2 separate regions of the Homo sapiens genome follow, and region 1 is linked to region 2. A link is a loop called in an ENCODE intact Hi-C map of the cell type or tissue named here. Cell type or tissue: heart left ventricle. All regions are shown on one strand.

Region 1 (2,500 bases), 570 kb after region 2:
ACTGGGATATTGTTGACACTGTAGGAGCAACCCCTCCTTTGGTTCTCCTGATAGCCCTATAGATGAGGTACAGTTATTAACCTCACTGTGTAGGTGAGAAAACTGAGGCTTGGCCAGGCGCGATGTCTCACACCTGTGATCCTAGCATTTCGGGAGGACGAGGCAGGTGGATTGCCTGAGCTCAGGAGTTTGAAACCAGCCTGGGAAACACGGTGAAACCCTGTCTCTACTAAAATACAAGAAAATTAGCTGGGCATGGTGGCATGCACCTGTAATCCCAGTTACTTGGGAGGCTGAGGCAGGAGAATTGCTTGAACCCAGGAGGCGGAGGTTGCAGTGAGCCGAGATCGCACCATTGCACTCCAGCCTGCGTGACACAGCAAGACTCTGTCTCAAAAGAAGTTGCTGAAGTCACTGAACTAGTGAGTGACAGAGCTGGGATACAAATGCAGGAATTCAAGTCCAACTGGGATTCAAATCCAACTCTAAGTTCCATGCTCGTTTTCTTCTGTGTGCGTCCTGACTCATCCTGCTGGAAGATGTGCTGAGAATCACGGCAGCTCTAACCACCTCCCTGCCTGGAGTAATGGGTAGGAGCTGAGAGATGTAGGAACCCTGCTGCTTATCCCATCCCTTCCTGCTACAGATTACCAGAAATGAAGAGGAAGAAGAGGCAGCAAGAATGTTTCATGTGCTGTTGACAATACTTAGATTTCTGGACAATGGTTTATGAGACTGGAGTGATGGGAGGGCTTGGTTAACAATCAGTGGTCAATAAATATCACTGTGTTTTGTCCTTGTTTTTAATATAACTATACTTACTGAGCTCAGTCTCTTGGACCCAACACAAAGGGCATTCAATGAAATATACAGGAGGAAAATGAACAAATCTACCACCACAGGAAGGATAGCCTTCATTCTACAACTGTATTTTGAGCTTATTGACAAATGTCTAAGAGAAAATTGTGAAAGTAGCATGCACACCACCCCCCTTGATCTCGGAGACGTCTGAGAACGTCACAGAGGCCGATGAACTTGGAGACACGGGGAAGAATGGTAGAGATTGTAATCCTTTATCAGCACCGCGGACAGCATCCAGGCAGGGACCGGGGAGCTGTCCTGGGTGCTAGTGCTAACTGCTGGTAGAGGCAGACACTGATCAAGCTTGTCTGCTGTATGCCAGGCACCATTCCAATGCTGTGCATATATCATATCATTTAGTGTGCCCAATGAATTTGCAACATAGGCATCCTTTACCCCATTGATATGGTTTGGCTGTGTCCCCACTCAAATCTCATCTTGAATTGTAGCTCCCATAATTCCCATGTGTCATGGGAGGGACCCAATGGGAGGTAATTGAATCATGGTGGCAGGTCTTTCTCGTGCTGTTCTCATGATAGCGAATGAGTCTCACGAGATCTGACGGTTTTATAAAGGGGAGTTCCCCTATACAAGCTCTCTCTCTTTGCCTGCCACCACGTAAGACGTCGCTTTGCTCTCTCTTGCCTTCCGCCATAATTGTGAGGCCTCCGCACCCATGTGGAACTGTGAGTCCATTAAACCGCTTTCTTTTATAAATTACCCAGTATCTGGTATGTCTTTATTAGCAGCATGAAAGTGGACTAATCCACCCATTTTGCAGATTCAGAGACTGAAGATCGGTGATACAGAGCATCTTGTCCAAGTGCACGTGGCAGTAGAGCTGGAACTTGAATCTGGAATTATCTGGCTAGTGATCTAGCTCTTCTTCCATGCTGTCTCCACACATCTTCAAAGTCGTCCCACCTCACATTCTCAGCAGGGTGAGGAATCCACCCAGGATCACTCTAGGACAATAATCAAACACAAGTGATATTGAGCCAAGTCCAGTGATGGGCTGATTTGTAGGCCTCTGTCAGTACTGGGAGTGGGAAACTGGAAAATTGAGTGTCTTGTTCACTTCCAGCCACATGCCTGCCTTCAAAGCATGGCCAAGACTTTGGTTGGGGGAGATGGTGGCAGCCCTAGCTGAGAAAGAGGAGGAGGTGTCACACAGGCCACCTAAGATGGAGCCAGAGAGGTCTCCACCCATAGGCTCTGGTCACCCATCCTGGAGCCCTTTCGGAGCAGTACAGGTTATGGGGCATCAGTGGCCTCCATCCCCCTCCTCCAGGGGAGCAGCCCAATTGATGTCTAACAGCACCTGCTCCCTGGGCTCACTGCCGAGCCCACCCCCTGCTGTGGGCAAGATGGATCTGAAGAGTGGGGCTGAGGCCCCATTTAGAAGATCCTTGAATTGTAAACTAAAGAATTTATATTTTTTCCCACAGAAAATATGGAACTACCTAAAAAATCACTATCCATTTTTAGAACCTTTACTAAGAGCCAAGCATGGTGCTTGGCCATTTCCACCCATTTTCTCATTTAGTCTTTATTACAACCTTATTACTGCCTTGAGGTGGTTACATCATCCCATTCTGACATGTGAAGACCCAGATAGGGGAAAGGACTTAACCAAGGC
Region 2 (2,500 bases):
CTTAGATCCTGACTGACACACTGATTAAGCTGCTGGACCTAGAGGACCAAGTAGAGCAGCCTGCCGTCCTGAGCTGGGAAAGCCGAATGGCGGCTCAGCTCTGCGTCTCAGGACCACCTGTTGGCCCCAAACCTCTGTCTGGCCAGACAAGAAATGCTTTGGAAAAACAATGTGCTTTCCTGTTTTTGAGATTCCCAGTCATGGAACGGGTAAAAATGAACCCAGCTGGTATCCTAATTCCATGGTCTCAGAGCAAGAAAAATTAACCATCAGCCATTAGCTCTAGCAGTGCTTCGTAAACTGCTGTGAGGAGTACTAGATGCATGGAATGCTGATATGTATTTTGTGGAAAAGGTCTGAAAAATGCTGGGTTAAACAAAGTGATCCAGATTTCTCTACAGCTGGGCTTCAGTAGTGTACATTGTTAATGTATTTAAAAAGTTACAGTAGATGTAAAGTGTAACAATTCCAAATTCTATGGGATCAGAAAATATATCAATATCTTTGGGTCTAATAGTTCAAGGAACAGGGTTCTGGAAATGCTGGCTTATGACATTAGTGCTGAATCCTGTAGAGGCCAACACAGTCTCTTATGGCCTGGAAACTGACCACTCCTCTGCTTCGTCCTCAGCCACGCTCCTTCTGTCCCTGCTCCAGCCACAGGGGCACTCACAGTACCCGACCGTGCCACATGCTGTCAAGGCCGCTTGCCTCTGCATGTGCTACTTCCTGCCCCCTGCTCCTGGGGAGCTCCTATTCCTCCGGTAAGGCCTTATTCCAGACACATCCGTCCCTGGGAAGCTTCCCCGCAGCACCCAATCTGCAGTGATTAGCCCTGTGCTGAAATGTCTCCCAGCTTGCACATTCTACTATAGCAGTTCCCACCCCTTACTGCAACTCTCTGCTTCCTTTCCTTCTCTGCCTCTCACTGTCTTTAACAGTGACCAGGTCTTATTTGTCAGTGTGTGTGCAAGTCAGTGCCCTGGTCAGGTCTGCGGTGGGGACCACTATTGTAAGATTTCAAATGCTTGTTCCATGTTGTGCTAACAAGGCTTGACTATAATAGACTTCAAATTCACTATAAATCAAAATTCCATTGTTAATACAATCCCTAATAAATAAACCTTATATGAATGTGGCTTTTATCATGATTGTCAATAATTTGCTTTTGTAAAATCCTAACATCAACTGAAAAACAACCAACAAGAAATATGGATTAACACTGCTGTGAGAAAGCTAGCCACTAGGTGTCAGCCCAGGAAAAGAGGAGGAAGGGCTACACTTCCCAGCGTTTTAAGTTTTCATCCAATTATCACTACAAATATCAAATATTTAAACAACAAAATATTAGCCAATTAAAATTATCTATTAAAGGAATGTTTTAAAAAAGATATATAAAATTTTGACATTACCCCTTGCAAAATAGTTTATAAAGGTTGTTAGTTTAACCTGTATTTGTCAAGAAACACTTGTATAGATTAGAGAAATTGACTCCTAAGAGGGAACCAACTCAGTTTTCTTCTGAAATGCCCTCAAATCACATGTAATATGAACCACATGGTAATCACCATTGTGGAGTGCAGTCAGAGAAAAGAGCATGGTCACCAGAACCAGGCAGATGGAGGGGCCAATCCTGTCTCTGCCACTTCTTAAAAAGTGACAATCTTTCCTAGCCTCAGTTTCTCATCAGTAAAATGGGGCTGTGCATGCTCTCCACAGGGGGGCTGTAAAAAGGGGAATATATATAAAGAGCCTAGCATATAACAAATGCTGTTCTTTTCTTTTCCTTAAGACTTCAGGTCTTAATGATTTATTTAACGAAGCTGTTTTATAGCTTCCAAACAACTAAGGACATTATAAATAAGAACTATGTGCCAGGCGTGGTGGCTCACGCCTGTAATCCCAGCACTTTGGGAAGCCAAGGTGGGCGGATCACCAGGTCAGGAGATCAAGACCATCCTGGCTAACACGGTGAAACCCCGTCTCTACTAAAAACACAAAAAATTAGCCGGTCGTGGTGGCGGGCGCCTGTAGTCCTAGCTACTTGGGAGGCTGAGGCAGGAGAATGGCGTGAACCCGGGAGGTGGAGCTTGCAGTGAGCTGAGATCGCGCCACTGTACTCCAGCCTGGGCGACAGAGCAAGACTCCGTCTCAAAAAGAAAAAAAAAAAGAACTATGACAACTTCATTCATTCACATCCTACTGAGCACCTTCTATGTATCAGGTTCTGTGCCAAGGATACATGAGTAAACATGACATTCCACTGTCTTCTGGAGAAGGCTTCAATTTTCTTGTGGAAGGGTAGCCTAAGCCTGAATGTCATGTAGTCATATATTTCAGAGAATGCAACCGCACCCCACAGAAAATCAGTGAAGATATATATCCAAGAACTGAGGGTGGGGATGAAATCAACACAACTGTATCCTCTAATCATCACAGATATCATAATGTCCTATACAGAACAAATCCACCATCCCTCCATCAACTGTGTGCTGGGGGC

What was found. Peaks named below come from ENCODE experiments on the same cell type or tissue, not always from the same donor. Only the 100,000 strongest peaks of a DNase experiment are listed, where the experiment ranks them.
Region 1: it touches region 2 in a loop (2.8-fold over the local background); 11 of 110 quality-filtered maps call a loop at or near these places.

Annotation. Positions count from the first base shown.
Region 1 is chr9:124,109,403-124,111,902 of GRCh38, forward strand. No RefSeq gene overlaps it. Among named protein-coding and RNA genes, the nearest start is that of LHX2, 99 kb to the left of the region's middle. In heart left ventricle, no CTCF peak of the experiment used is centred here; a DNase peak (open chromatin) is centred at 1,109.
Region 2 is chr9:123,542,945-123,545,444 of GRCh38, forward strand. The region is part of intron 13 of DENND1A (DENN domain containing 1A); the gene reads right to left. Among named protein-coding and RNA genes, the nearest start is that of MIR7150, 59 kb to the left of the region's middle. In heart left ventricle, a CTCF peak has its summit at 1,241 (motif pointing right); no DNase peak of the experiment used is centred here.